2 separate regions of the Homo sapiens genome follow, and region 1 is linked to region 2. The links are chromatin loops, found by intact Hi-C in ENCODE. Cell type or tissue: mammary epithelial cell. All regions are shown on one strand.

Region 1 (8,000 bases), 260 kb after region 2:
GGAGAATCACTTGAACCTGGGAGGCGGAGGTTGCAGTGAGCCGAGATCGCCGCCACTGCACTCCAGCCTGGTGACGGAGCGAGACTCCATCTCAAAAAATAAAAAAGAAAAATAAAAAAGAAAAGAAAAAGAAAACAGGAAAGAAAGATGGCAGCAATAATACTGGGACAAACACACTTTGTGAGTGGGTCTGGTCTGAGGTGCCATTTCCATAGGGAAAGATGCATATCAGGTTCCAAAAATGATTTACAAATCTGTTCTGTTTAAAAATGTGTTCACTGGAAATTGTCTTGTAGCAATTATAAAAACATACAACAACATAATTCTTCTCAAGAGTTTTCTATGTTCGTTAAGAATTTTCCTAAAATAATTTATACATACACACACGAGTTAGTTCTATTTTAAATTAGGAACTTACTTTATAACACATTGGTAGACTCCTGAGTCCCCCCATTCCATGGGGAGAAACAAAATCCAAGTCTCGTCCTGGTGAATTCTAGACTGTATGATTTTGGACACTGGGATTTTGCTAGAATTTTTATACCATGTTACACTGACTTCCCCAGATGTTATGGGAGGGAATGTACAATTAAAAGCAAAAGGCTGGCTTGCTGAAAGTATCTCATTTTTCATAAAAATGTCCTTGCATCCATCTAGGGAAAGAAAAACAAAACAAAACAATTATCCATGAAAGAAAACTTCAGTTTTATTTACTGTTAGTTTTTTTAAATGCCTCTTCAATTTTCCAGCCAATTTGAAATTTTATTTGGGAGTTTCTTGAGTCTGGAAGTTTCCTAAAAATAGCCTGCTGATTATAAAGTATAATTCCAAGTTCTTTAAATGTATCCATAAAACAGAATTTACTCCGTTCCCTCCTCACAAACCTCCCCATCGGGAGTGATTTCCCTCTTTCCCTTCTATTCTACGACCCTTAGTTCTTTTCATCCACAGAGTTCTTTACTCTGTACTCACCTACAGAGTAAATCAACCCTTCTTGTCTTTTCTGTTTCTGCTCTGCCACCCAGTTATTTTACTCTGTCTTGAGTAAAAGGTATTTCATCCCAAAACGATTGTTTAAGAAAAAAAATTTGGTTCACTTTTAAAGTTCATTTCTACCAAATTTCCTTTTTTTTTTTTTTTTGAGACGGAGTCTCTCTCTGTCGCCCAGGCTGGAGTGCAGAGGCTCAATCTCGGCTCACTGCAAGCTCCGCCTCCCGAGTTCACGCCATTCTCCTGCCTCAGCCTCTTGAGTAGCTGGGACTACAGGCGCCCGCCACCGCGCCCGGCTAATTTTTTTAATGTATTTTTAGTAGAGACGGGGTTTCACCGTGTTAGCCAGGATGGTCTAGATCTCCTGACCTCGTGATCCGCCCGCCTTGGCCTCCCAAAGTACTGGGATTACAGGCATGAGCCACTGCGCCCGGCCATACCAAATTTCTTAGAAGAAATTTGTTCTATTGACGGTTTCCTTGCTTTCACCTTGTGTCATAAAATAACGCTTTATCTTATAAAATAGCCTGTAGTAATTCCATTTGAGCATTGTTACTCAAGTCTTCACTTGGAATTTGCCTAACTCCTTCCCCTCCCCGAAGTCACCTCCAAGCTCAAAGGCGACATTCAGGGCTGAGCATCCGAGCACGTGGAGCTGGTTCTCTGTTTCCTCTTCCGCGGAACTCCGCCTGGCGGTCTGGGGAGGGGAAGGAGCCGCGCTCGGGCTGACGCGATCCCCGGGGGCTCCCAATGACAGGCCAGGAGCCTGTGGACTCGGGCAGCCTCTGGGAACGGAGGACACACGGAACGTACCTGCTGTGACAGACAGTGGAAGGGCGATGGACAACCCGCAGAGCAGCAAGGACCACATCCCCAAACCGGGCTGCAAGGAAGGGAGAAGAGGGTGGGAGGGGAGGACGCAGTAGGGCGGGCCCGAGGCGCCGGCGTGGGCGACCTCGGAATCTCAAAGACAACCGCCCAGGCCGCTGACCTTCCCTTTTTCCTGGGGAGCCCTCCGACTTTGGCCCCACGTTTCCCCAAAGACTGCCCTTCCCCTGTCTCCTTCGTCTGGGCGCCCGACCAGGATCCAGGGCAGGGAGCTCGCCCCGCCGCAGAGGAGGATGGGCGAGGAGTAGGCGGCGGCGGCGGTGGGGACCGCGTGGGAGCTGCTTCTGCCACCTGACAGCGAAGCAGGCTGGTGTCCAGAGCCCCCGTGAGGGCCAGGGCGCCCCCCAGCGCAGCCTGCGGCCTGGGTTCCAGACGTGGGACCCCAACCCCGCTCGCGGCGCACGGAGCCTCCCCTGCGCGCCTGTGTCCTCGGGATCCACCCGAGCCTGGCGGTCTAAACAGAAACCCCAAACACCCGCTCACTGGGGAGCAGCCAGGGCAGGCCTACCTGGCAAGGGCCAGCGGGAAAGGAGAAAGGAAGGCAGGGAGCCGCTGGAGCTGAAAATAGCCGCGAGCTCCACTCCTCGACCCAGAGACGGAGTCGGCTCCCCCATGGTCACCTAGCCGGTCGGGGGCCGGCCTGGGGGGCCTGATCCCTGGCCTGCGGTGGCACACATTGTTGCCACGTCTTTTCCTGCACACCTCTCCTACTGTCAGGGCCCCACCCATGCCTGGCTCAGCCAGACTCCCGGCCCGGTGTCTACCTGCCTGCAGGATTGAAGCGCGCAGGACCTCGTGGAGAGTGGAAAATATGACAGGGACACGAGCCCTGTCATGCCACTTCCATGCCTAGGTATTTCCCCGCCACCGTGGGCGGGGCAGACCTGCCTTCCCCAGTGGAGCGTAGGAAGGAATGTGACATCACACTAGGAAGTGGCTTGAAAGTCTTTGAGCCTGATTTTCTGGCATCTAAGTCCTTCATCACCAGGAGTGTCTGCTTAAGTCTATTCCAAGTTGAACGTCTAAATGAATTATTCATTCCTTTCCAAATCCTATTTGAGCAGTTACTGCATGCTCTGCATTGGCCTATGTGGAATGACCCCAAAGTGGAAGCCATCCCAAATGGCTTCTAAGGAGAATTATGAATCTGCCTGAGTCGTGCTCATTAACTTCTGTAAGGCAGGAATCCCATGGTGTTCAAGTACTTCAGAGCCTGAAGACTGTTCCTGTCTAAAACTTCCCGATAAGGTGATGTCAACAGGGACCTGTTGCCCTAGCCATCAGGAGACACCCCAGAGTCATCCCACAGGGCACTGAGTTGTAGGAAAAGGTTCAAAATGTAATCTCCATTCAATAGATTACTGGTCAAGCTCTTCCCAACGGTCTTTGAAAGATCAGAGACAGTGAGACAAAAGCAACCATAGGAGCAGAGATGCAATAATTGTGCTAATAGCAAAGCTTCCTGTGATAGGCTGAAGGTCAGTGGTTTGTAGATTTCTACACTCTTAAAAAGTATTGAGGATTCCAAAGTGCTTTTGTCTATGTAGGTTATGCCTGTCAATATTACTACATTAGAAGTTAAAGGGAGAATTTTTAAACGTTTACTTTCTTATTTAAGTGACAATAAACCCATTACATGTTAACGCAAATATCATACAATTTATGAAAAATAACTCTACTTTCTAAAACAGGCTTATTGAGAAAAGCGGCATTGTTCTACATAGATGCAGATCTCTTTGATGTCTGGCTTACTAGAAGATGACTGGATTCTCATACTTGCTTCTGCAATCAGTGTCATGATATAATATGTCATATAGCTTCTGAAAAGGTCCACCATACACTAATGAGAGAATGAGAATAAAAAAGGAATATAAGGTCTTAATATTACGATGAACATAGTTTTGATTTCACAGATCTTTTTGAAGGGTCTCTCAGGGACCCATAGGGCTCCCACTCTTTGAGGACCTCTTTCTTAAGCTATAAATAGAGATTATTATTTATTTCCCCTACTATCAGCAGTAAACGAGGTTCCTCTGTATATGTATATTCTTCAGCGTTTATGTCCTCATCCAAAACAAAACAAAAGTGTTACTATTTTTATAAAAGTCATATGATTTGCATTCAGAATTATTTCTATGAGCAGTGTTGAAAGGTATTTCTAAATCTTTATGCTATCTTTTTTCATTTTCACTTTATGAATAGATGCATTTGTGTCCTATCTTATTTCTTAGCCTGAGGACTAGTATATATGCCAAGTTTAATGGGTATTGTTGCCCCAAAATGTATGAAGTTAAGACAGGCCATCCCAGTCCCCTGCAGTGCCTCTCACTGGACACTTCTGACATTGCACTTTGCTACTAATTCTGAGAATCTGAAATTTAACTTCCTGGGATGGTCTCTATGCCAAATGTGTTTCCTGATACGTGGAAAATGAACACTTGGCTTTGAAGGCAGAACTGATTCCGGGTATTGTAAACTTAGCAATTAAAAATAACAGGAAACCATAATATTTACTGCAGGTTCTCAATTACCTTGAAAAAAAAAAACTTAAATGTATTCATCTCCTTCGAACATTTAAGTTTTTCCAAATTTATATTTTGCTCTTATAAACGGTGCTGCTGCAAAGATTCTGGTAATGTCCTTTTGTGCGAGTATTTCAGAGGCCATTTAGTGAACGGAATTGCAGAATCATTGGGTAGGTACATCCTCAATTGTATTAGAAAAGCCCTAATTTTTTTCCATAGCTATGTCCTTTAGAGGAAAAGAATTTCATTGCTTCATGTTCTTACCAATATTTGGTAATGTCAGACTTTTAAATTTTGCCAGTTTTGCTGCTCTGATGTAAAAGCTATCCTGTGATTTTATTTTATATACATTTAGATTGAGAGGTTATGCCCAGTTTTCAGAGGTGGCAGTTGTAAAGCCTCCATAACAGGGTGTATAATATGTAATAGATGCTTATCACCATCCCCCTACCAACCCCTCCTTGTCTAATTCTCTCCCACTTGCAGATATTTTTTCAATGGGAATATTCTTAATGTTTTCTAGCATTAGTCAGTGGCCATAGGAAATAATTTTCAGTTGGTTTTTTTTTTTATGAAGTAAATCAACTTCCTCTAGAGATTCATCACTTCATTCTGAGAGCAGGCAAAAAGCAACAAATCTGTGTGTGATGAAAGCATTACAGAATTCTGCTTGGTTGAATTTTACCTTCAGTCTATTTGACCCTCAGACTAGGATATGACGGCTATTCAGAAGGGTAGGAGGGCAACAATTTGGATTAAAGATTTCATATACAAATTTATATTTTACATGATGCATACTACCTTTTATTTGTTCTAACTAAATATCTGATTATTTCCCATTGGCCATATCCCACAGATAATGTTTCCCAATGAGAATGAAACAGAAATATATTCACACGCAACAATTAAACTTTCCAAAACCCAGTATTAGGCTGGGGTGGGTGTTTGGGGCTCCACCAAGATCTTTATACCTTTAAGGCCCTTAAGTTCTCATATTTCCCCTCTATGAGGCTTGGGAATATATAGCAGCATTTCTGTAGCAGACTGCTATTGTTGGGATGAAATGGACTTCTAGAAATGGAAGAAGCAGCCAGGGAGACTGGAAGGAGGTCCTTAAAGCACTTGGTTTCCTGCAGTCCTGGGCTTAATCACTCACTCCCTCGAGCTCCATTCATTAGTTCGCTCAGTCCCTCATCAAATATTTATACAGTTCCCACTGTGTTCCAGGTGATATTCTGAGTGCCAGAAATACAGCTGTACAGAAGACAGACCCTCTTAGAGTTTACAGTCATTCTAGTGTCAAGTAAATAAGAAAATTTTGAAGGATGATTTCAGGCTGGTGAGAACCCTGAAAGCAATTATGATGAAGTGATGGAGAGGGTGTTGGGGAAGTCCTCCCTTCAGAAGGGACTATGGTGCAGCAGAGGCCCTTGTCAAGGCAAGGAGTCCAGCATGTGGAGGTCTGCGAGAAGGGCTTTCCCCAAAGTAGGAAACAGCTAGTGCAAAATCACAAAGGAGGAAACAGTTTGTAAATTCCAAAATAAAATAACACAGACGAAGCCAATAGCCTCAGCTGCCTCAGCCTCCTTAGTAGCTGGGATTACAGGCGTGCACCACCACGCCCAGGTAATTTTTGTTTTTTGCTTTTTGTGTGTTTTTGGTAGAGATGGGGTTTCATTTCACCATGTTGACCAGGCTGGTCTCAAACTCCTGGCTTCAAGTGATCCACCCGCCTCCAATTGTAATTGTTAAGTGAAACATTCAACCATGTTAATAGTTAACTGGCAAAGGATAACCTTTTTTTGTCTATCAAATTAGCAATGATTTAATAATGAGTATTCTCAGTGCCACACACTGCTTGTGTAAGAGGAGCAAATGTCTCTATGGAACATCAAGAACCTGAAAAGGAATCTTGCCCTCTGAATATATGCTAAGCAAATGATTAGGGAAGTAAAAATATTTGAGAAAGGATAACTATTGCACTTTGACTACTGATAGCTAAAACTAGAAATAATCTGGATGTCCACTGAAGGCAGCAAAGCTATCAGATTATGGACCATCCATTTGATAGACTTAGTGACTACTTATAGATTGTATTTCGTATAATAGTAATGTGGGCAAATATTTATGCTAAGTTTTAAAAAGAGTGTTAAACTCCATGTATTATATGGTCTCAGTTATATCCATAGAAATGTTATAAAATATCAATAATTATCTTTAGGTTGTGAAGTTATGGGTGACATTTTTCTTCCTTATATGTTTTAGAAATTTCCACATTCTCTCAAACCATTATTGCTTTCGTAATAAAAAGAAGTTTCTCCTAATTTATTTTATAAAATGTCTTAAATATAATTGACTCCCAAGGGGATTACTCTACCACCTTCCTAACAACCTCCCTATGTAACCTTTTACCTCCTCCCAATCTGCTGTACAATAGTGCCCTATCAATGTGTTTCTTTATGTCGAAAGTTCTTCCAACCTGTTGCCTCCAATATCTCCCATATACCTACTCCTAGTGGTAAAGTCCAAATAGTTCAGTCATGGGTTTAAGACCCTCTGTCATATGAGATTGTTTCCTGAACAACTTTCTCTTCACACTCTTCTTCTCTGGCTAGATTTCTGTTTTTTCTTACCTTGTAATTTTCTCAGTGTCTAGCATAATGTTAACCACTTGGTTAGCACTTTTTAAAAATCTAAAAGTACGCTTGAGAACACAAATATTTCCCCTGTGTTTTTGAATTTGAGAGAGGACATGGGTCCAGTTTTAGGAAAGACAAGAATTCAGAAGCAATCAAGTACAGTGTGGAAGGCAGGACTACGGAATAGCATCTGACGACAAAAACTGTTGAAACAGATGGCTGCTGTCTACAGCCTTGAAAGCAAATGAGAAGCTGCAGTCTGTCCCTGGCTAAGCAGGGTAAGTGACGTAACATGGCTGTGGAGGGAAAATGTAGTGTTAGCCAGGGAAGGATTAACTACATGAACCAAAGCAGGAGTGGGTCCCCACACAGGCTGTGAAACATGCAATACCGTTTCACTAAAGAAGCCTAAGGAATCTCATCCTCAGGATGTGTAGATTGACAGGAAAACCAATGAACACTGTAGAATGGTATCATTGTAGCCTTCCCAGACCCGGAAGCAGAAGCCAAATGGCACTTGGGATCACTTCCAGGTCAAAGGTTCTAAGAAAAACAAGCTTCATCAACTTCACCCTGTAGGTAAATTAATCTCTCAACTGGTTGAACACAGCTTTAGAGATGTCAACAGCCTCCTATGAGTCTAGAGTCAGGTGGTACAGGCTCAACTGGTCTAACAGCTGCAAATTTTGAGAGACTGCTGTGCTAATGTTTGGGGCTCAGATTTAAGGTATAGGTATGATTTACGTACTTTGAGCAGCCAAGCCTTCTTCAGAAGAAACCTGAGCGGCATGTGGTAAGATGAGCATGTTTTTGTTTTGAATGATTAATACTCATTTTAAATAGTACCACCTATTCCTGTAACTCTTCCTCTCCTTAAAATTTAAACACCCCGCCCCCCCCCACACACACACACACAATCTTTGGTTGTAAAATGAATGTTATCACATCAAAAAATTAT
Region 2 (8,000 bases):
AGGCGGAGATTGAAGTAAGCTGAGATGGTGCCACCGCACTCCAGCCTGGGAGACAGAGCAAGACTCCATCTCAAAATAAATAAATAAATAAATACATACATACATACATACATAAATGAATGAATACTAAATGTGTCTTAAGAATACATCAGTGAGCCCTCACAGCATCCTTTGCAATTGGTGCTATGACAATCCTGTTTTATAGATGAGGAAACAAAGGCACAGAGATATTCACTCATTTGCCCTATTGCTTTAGGTTGGTTATAGAGGGATTATTTTTAAGTCCAACATGTTTCACAATAGCATTGCCTACAAGATTCCTGGCAACTGGAATGAAAAAAATAATTGTTTCTCCAGCCTTCCTCAGTGTAAGGTCACTAGACCTGGAGGAAGGCCTCAAAACCTCAGGGGCATGACTTTATCCAGTGGGGACATTTCTTTCTTCAGCTCCTCCTTTATGCTCTGCCCTGGCTGGCAGGGGACATTTGAAGTTCTTTTCTAAGGTAACTCTGAGGAAACAAAGCCAAGGGGTAGTGATGGTATTTTCTGTTGTCCTGCTCCAAGTCAATTCCCAGAGGAAAAGTCAGAGGGCTGCATGTGGAGGTAAACTTACCCCCAAGCGTCTGATCCTTGCTCTGGTAGGTCCGGTACAGCAGCACTATTTCAATCCAGTGCCTGTAGAGGAGGGCACTCGCCGCCAGCACGGCCACCAGGGTCCCGATGGTGCCAAGCAGGATGTACAGGAGCACCACTGTGGAGACAGGGCCAGTATGAAGAGACATAGAGGCAGCGGGATTGGACCAAGACCATGTTCAGGCCGGCGCTATGGCCCACCCAGCACCTTTTCCAGCTCTATTATTTTATCAAAATCATTGCCACTAGCAGCAGTTTTTGTGAATCTGGAAACCTCTCAAATCACACCATGGAATACTACTTAGCCATAAAAAGGAACAAAATAATGGCATGTGCAGCAACCTGGATGGAGTTGGAGACCATTATTCATTATACTTTTTTTTTTTTTTTTTGGAGACGGAGTCTGTATGTCGCCCAGGCTGGAGTGCAGTGGCGCGCAGCTCACTGCAAGCTCCGCCTCCCGGGTTCACGCCATTCTCCTGCCTCAGCCTCCCAAGTAACTGGGACTACAGGCGCCCGCCACCACGCCCGGCTAATTTTTTTTGTATTTTTAGTGGAGACGGGGCTTCACCTTGTTAGCCAGGATGGTGGATACCATTATTCTAAGTGAAGTAACTCAGGAATGAAAAACAAAACATTGTGTGTTTTCACTTATAAATGGGAGCTAAGCTATGAGGACGCAAAGGCATAAGAATAATACAACGGACTTTAGAGACTGAGGGAGAAGGGTGGGAGGGGAGTGAGGGATAAAAGACGACACAACGGGTGTAGTGTACACTGCTCGGGTGACGGGTATGCCAAAATCTCAAAAATCTAAAGATTTTCAGATTGAAGAACTTATCCATGTAACCAAAAACCACCTGTACCCCCAAAACCTATTAAAATAAAATTTTAAAAAATCACATTTTGAGACCTGTCTTACAATAAACACTAGAGACCCCAGGGGAATGGGCAGTTCCTGATCAGGGTGGCCTGGGAAACTTATCATATTCCTTTTATTTTTTCCCCTCGTAAACGTCCACACAATCCATTTACATCTCTCTCATTGCATATTGTAAATTATTTTCCTGTATTATCATTCCTACTGCAGCCTAAATTTCCTGAGACCAGGAGTCCCATCTGGCTTACCTGACACGAGGGATCTCCTGCATACTCCCATGGGGGAAAACCCCCTTCACAGAGCGTTTACTACAGGCCAGAACACACTTTGTCTTGTTGAAGCCTCAGAAACATTCAAACCTGCTTATAACTATAGTTATCTATTAATTAAAGGAATGAATGATATCAATTTCATCTCTGGGCATCTTTTCAAAGAAATTTAAACGCTTTTCCTTACCTAGAATTTCTACTCCAGCTTTTTTTTTTTTAATATATCCGTGATATACACACACCATTTTGAACAATGAACAAGATTACTCCTTCTCTCTTCCATTCTCCACTCATCAGAACATGAATCCATCATGTCCTTTGGATTTGAAAGCCAGGAAAGAAAAATTGGAAAGGAGGCTAGGTCTTAGCACAATGCCTGCCATTCTGGGCATACCCCATAGCTATTGTAGAATGAATGCGTGAATGAATGAGTGCATGAATGAGTTGCTTTTCCAACATGGCCTCCCAAACGCAGACTATTACTTAAGAGAACTAGCTCTAAACCAGTAATATGCAGTTTACTAGTTGTGTGGCTTTGGTCAAGGTATTAAATGGGTTGACACCAGGAAAGTGCTTAAAACAATGTCTGTCACCTAGAAAATGTAATCGCTGTCATCATTATTACTATTCTTTAGGAAAACTCCTCCCCTCTCAAGTGAAAGCAGTTTCATGCCTCCTGGGCAACCTTCTGGGCTTACCTCCTCTCTTTTCTTTCAGTTGGACGGACTGGGTTGTGTTTCCAATGGAGTTCTGGACAAAGCAAACAAACTTCCTGCGAAGATCACGCTGAGTGACTTTTTCCAAGATGATATTACGCTCAATGATTTCATCCTTTAAAGTGGATTTAATACTGAGAAAGGAGAAAAAATACCACTCCATTCAGTAACATACATTGACACCCATTTGCAGCATTTGGAACACGTATAAGCAGCCAACAGTTTGGCTTTTAGAGAACTGTGAGATCAATAGTATAAGATACCACGAGAATGTAAGATGGTCAAAAAGGGCTCATTCTTGATTCAATTATTGACTCTTCTAAGCATTCACGCTAAGACATTATTTATTTGTGAGACTCATCTGACCTTCCTTACTCTTAAGAATTCCCCTTGAGAATAGATAATAACAATACCTTAAGAAAAATATTTAAAATGACCAACTCCTACTGAAGGTTTACTATGTATCAGTCCCTCTTCTGTGCACAAAATATGGACTCTAATGTCCTCCATTCCTCACCTCCCAGGAACCCTAGAGTATAATAGGATCATAATGGCCTTGGCCAGTGACAAGGACAAGGCAAAGAAGGTGGGTGAGTAGCCCCAGACCACACTGCAGGGAATGGGCAGCTTGATTCCTGGGCTTGTGCCACGCTGCTCCACCCAGGAAGTTGGGAGTCTTGGCATTTATTCACAATTTGAGTTCTCTGAAGTTACCAATCTACAATCCATCTTTGTGTTAAGAAATCTTGTGTATGTGAATGATGTTTTAGGCTGTGTTGCTCTGAGACCACGATGCCAGCTCCTATTCACTGAGTGCTTCCTACCTGTCACACATTGTGATAGGCATAACACCTCTGCTGTAACCACGCCTCCCAGTGAGCTTGCAAAGTGCAGGCTATTATCCATAGATTATCAATGGGTGATGGAGGCTCACCGGGGCTAAGGGTCATGTTGACATCAGATAGAAAATGGGTTTAAACCCAAGGGTGGGTGATGTCAAAACATACCCTCTTGACTACACTCTCCTACTGTGAACTCTAATGCAATATCAGCTTAAGATGGGCCCCAATGACCTTCCTGATCTTAGAAATTCTTGCTAAATTTTATTGTTGTGACCAAAATCTGTTCTGTACTTTTTTGTAATGATGTATACTTTTCAAAATGATATTGCATTTTCTTATTGATATCTGTTAAGTATCAGAAGAAGGTACTTAATGCATAGACTCTTACTCTGGGTCACATCTTCGAAAAATCAGGGAATGCATCCTTTGGAGACACATCTGATTGGACATCACTGGATCCAGGCCCTTTGATCCTTCTGGGGACTGGAGATCAACTTTTTTTGTGATTGGATAGCTCCAAATATCTAGGGTTTTCTACTGGCCAAAATATCTCACCAGTAAATTCAAACCACTGATCCGGGTTCTGTGCTCCAGAGAGCAACAAACCAAGTCAAATTTCTCAAACAATGTAATAGCTCCCAAGGATTTCAAGACAGAGAGCCCTCCTCTGAGCCTCTTTTTCGGGGTTAAGTTGCTTCAGGTATTCCTCACTTCACATATTTTTTGTCAGACTTATTATTATGATGCCATTTCCCCTGGAGGTTTTCTAGACTGTTCATTACCCCACACATCTGGATCCCTGTACCCCCACACTCTCTGAACGGGTGGCACCGGTGAAAAGCAGAGTGAGGGTAAGCAGCATTTCCTCCCATTTCTTGGACATATTACTTATCTCCAAGCAGTCTGGGTCAGTACAACTGTCTGCTCAATAGCTTGACTTTGAGAGCAGCCACGTCAAACTGTTCCTACAAATTGAGGTTTAAAACAACTTAAATATTTCATTCAACGGCCGTTTGCACTTTGCATTTTTGTGCTTTTATTTTCACCACTAGTCGGTGCTGGTGGCTACACCATCAACTGTATACTTTAGGCATTTCTAAAGGTAGAAGTATCTCTTCTGAATTGCAGAGAACAGAATCCGTGAGTTTTTTTCTTACCTTTTCGCCTCAGGTACTGAGACTTCCCACTCTAGGTCAGAATCTTTGATGTACCATTTTATGACAGGGTTAAAGACCCTTTCAAAGCCAAATCGTGCTTTGCAGCTAATAGTTAAAGGCTTTCCTGAAAATGAAGAGGCCAGAGAAAACAAGAAGGAAGCTGGTGAGAATACTTTGTCCTACATCTGGGAGGAAGACGTCGCCAGAAGCTGTCTCCTGATGCAATCAGGTTTGCAGGTAGAATATGTGTGCCAGAAATAATGAAACGTCTACACAGCTCTCATTCAGAAATGCATAAAACCAGGTACATTTTTTCTAATGGGCAATCCTTCTATCTCAACCATATGACTATATGTTCTTAAAATGAAGATGAGCATGATTATATCACTAAGGGTCCTTATGTGGATTGAGGGAGACACTAAGAAAACTAAGAAAATGAGGAGTTTCTGAGATCAGCCCGGTCTTCTGCACTACTGTTGAAGTACAAGGTGTGTCCATAAAGAAAATTTTACTATCCAATATTTGTTTATTAAGTAAAAATCATAAAGTTATTGTAGCACGTGGTTTAAATAAAAAAATTATTTCGATATTAAGCAATTTTTCTGAACAATTCACTATGGATGGGCATGCATATTATGAGACTAACTTTTTTCTACCCATTTTTTTCCATGAGGAATATTCACATATGCTCTGCCTCAAATCTAATATTTAACCATGAAATGACTAGGAGCTCCATTTGAATACTCATCTTTGCACCTTAACGTTTTTCCACTGGTAATACCTTATAATTCACTAATACATATGTAACTTGACTATATGAATTAATCTAATTTTTTCCTCCTTCTTTCCTCCTTCCTTCCATTCCTGTGACGTTGAGCACATAGTTAGTGCTATTTCTAGAGTCAGAACACACCACTCCTGCCATCTAGTGATCTTATATCATAACATGTATTTTTATGTTTCTTTCTAAAATAATAAATGTTTTAGTAGCATTTTAGAAAGTATAATAATAATAAAAAAATTTATATTATTAAAAGAAAAACAGCATTTTATTTTTAATACAGCAATTCTTATTTGTCTGTGTAGAAAGACATAGATATTATTGAAGTTGACAAAATAAAAGGAGACCCACAGGGAAGTCAATTTCTCCTCAACCCCAAAGAAGACACTACTTTGGAATACAAATTGTTTGGGCAGGGGTTGTAGAATTCTACTACAGTTCTCTTAAATGCCAGATTAAATGTCATATTCATAAGAGTTAATGTTACTCAGGTTGGCGAATTTGTAGTCATAACTGATAGACCTAACCAACATGTACGAAACCACCTGTTCCTGGGGAAGTTAAGGAAGAATAAAATCTATTGATCAGGTTTCATGCTCCAGCCACTTAACATACATTGTCCCATTATTTCTCAGTATAATTTTTTTTTTTCTTTGAGATGGAATCTTGCTCTGCCACCCAGGATGGAGTGCAATGGCTCGATCTCGGCTCACTGTAACCTCCGCCTCCCAGGTTCAGGTGATTCTCCTGCCTTGTCATCCTGAGTAGCTGGGATTACAGGCACCCACACCCACGCCCGGCTAATTTTTGTAGTTTTAGTAGAGATGGGGTTTCACCATGTTGGCCAGGCTGGTCTCAAACTCCTGACCTCAAGTGATCTACCCACCTCAGCCTCCCAAAGTGCTGGGATTACAGGCATAAGCCACCATGCCCGGCCTGCAATATAATCTTTTAGGGTCAGTTTTATGATAGCTATTTGCGGATTTAAGTACTGAGGCTTAAAGGATGAAGTAACTGTGCAAAGTCACAAAACTAGTCAATGGCTGAGTTAAGATTCACACCCAATTCTGTTTGACTGGAAATCCCAATGCTGTTTTCCTTCTATCACACTTAGACCTGCTCCCAGCAGCACGATGTCATTCAAAGGCGATGAGGCCCAGCTTACCAAGTTCTACTTCCAGTGTGTCCTCGACAGGATCCAGAATATCTGGTTTGAGTTTAGTGTCTCCCACTGAAAGATGAAAACAAAGATTACTATTTGCATTGGAAAGTCTGAAGGCCTGCTTGATGAAGATTTAGGTGCACAGCCACACTTTGATCTAAATGTCTTGGAGCTCTGTCTTCACATTTTACTAATTACCTGTAAGTTAGGAATTCCGGTTTCCATGTAAAAAGCTTGCCCCCTAAAATGACTGCCACATCAGGTTGTGGGTGCTGGTAAAACATTAGTTGTTAATTGATCCATATCTGCTTGTGTGCATTCTCTTTCACACTAATCCTGCCCCTTGCAGACCTGAGCTCCTATCCCTGTCTTTTCCCACAAGATTTCTTTGTGGTGCCATCTGGCTGAGTAATTGAACTGAAAGGAGAATCCACCCAAGAAACTGTGCAAGTCAAGCATATCCGAGTCCACCCCTCCATCCTTAAACTCATGGTTTATTTCAAAATAAAGAAGAGTCCAGTCCTTAATTAACAATTTTATCCATCAACTTCTTGCCACAAATATGCCTCCACTGTCAAATATGCCTCCACTGTCAAACTTCCTCCTGAAGGTGTGTCTTTTTCTGGATAAAGAAAAATCCAGGGTCTTTGCTGTTGACATCACCTACTTTTACTTCTCAGAGACCTCCTTCTCCCCTTTGCACCATCTCAGTCCTGTATTTTTAACTTGTCTCTCTCTCCCTCTCTCTCTCTCGCTTTCTCTGGGCTTCTTCTCATCAACATTTATTCATGCTCAGTCTCATCATCCTAAAAAAGAGAAAACACACCCTGCCTTATATCCCAGCCTCACTTATTCTCCTTCCTTCCCAGCCAAATTCTTGAAAGGCAGTTCTATGTGCTAATTCCCTCCATCCTTTCACCTCCTATGGAACCTGATTTCCGCCGCCATCTGTCCACTAAAACTGCTTAACCAAATTCACCAGTGCCACCTATGCACCTAAATCCATTGGGCATAATCACATTTTTCGTCTACTTTACCTCTTAGCAGCATTGGACACTGTTGGCCATGCTCTCTTTGAAACCCTCTCTTCTTTTGGTTCCATGTTCCCGTACTCTACTGCTTACTTTCAACCGCTATATTCACTTCTCTGTGCCTGTCCCTTCCTCTGTGTCTCTTTTAACTATTAGTCCTCTCCTAGTGTTCTTTCACTCCTCCTGATACCCCTGGGTAGTAAGTTTACTCTCTAGGCCTCTTCCCTATGAAAGGTCTTGGTGCCTGAGGTTATGTCTTTCCTACATCATCAATTTCACTTCGTTTGTTTCTCTTCTCACCACCCTTCCACTGATATTCACTTGCTGATGTATGTTCCCATCCTCTTTGAGGATTGTCTTCCTCTTCTCCACCTCTTCAAGCATTTCCGGGTTTGGCTCTAGCCCCTTCTGTCTCTATGCCCACTTCCTAGGTGATCTCATTCAGCTCTTTGGCTTCAGATATTATGTAAAAATCGATCATCTTCACATTCACATCTCCAGCCCTAACTTCTCCAGACTGGCTTGTCCA

Evidence for each region. Peaks named below come from ENCODE experiments on the same cell type or tissue, not always from the same donor. Only the 100,000 strongest peaks of a DNase experiment are listed, where the experiment ranks them.
Region 1: a loop joins it to region 2, with 6 times the contacts of the local background. A loop is called at or near these places in 11 of 110 quality-filtered maps.

What each region holds. Positions count from the first base shown.
Region 1 is chr2:102,181,729-102,189,728 of GRCh38, reverse strand. It overlaps IL1RL2 (interleukin 1 receptor like 2), which reads right to left and starts at 2,706. Exons shown (of 12, transcript NM_003854.4): 1 at 2,643-2,706; 2 at 1,804-1,873; 3 at 419-653. The coding sequence starts at 1,861. IL1R1-AS1 (IL1R1 antisense RNA 1) reads left to right here and starts at 7,621. Exons shown (of 3, transcript NR_174960.1): 1 at 7,621-7,835. RefSeq lists an enhancer at 2,521-3,050. In mammary epithelial cell, a CTCF peak has its summit at 4,199; no DNase peak of the experiment used is centred here; H3K4me3 peaks cover 1,194 bases; H3K27ac peaks cover 759 bases.
Region 2 is chr2:102,439,821-102,447,820 of GRCh38, reverse strand. IL18RAP (interleukin 18 receptor accessory protein) reads right to left here. Exons shown (of 10, transcript NM_001393487.1): 5 at 6,444-6,509; 6 at 4,498-4,621; 7 at 2,481-2,632; 8 at 614-751. Among named protein-coding and RNA genes, the nearest start is that of MIR4772, 12 kb to the right of the region's middle. In mammary epithelial cell, CTCF peaks have their summits at 4,394 and 5,415 (motif pointing left); no DNase peak of the experiment used is centred here.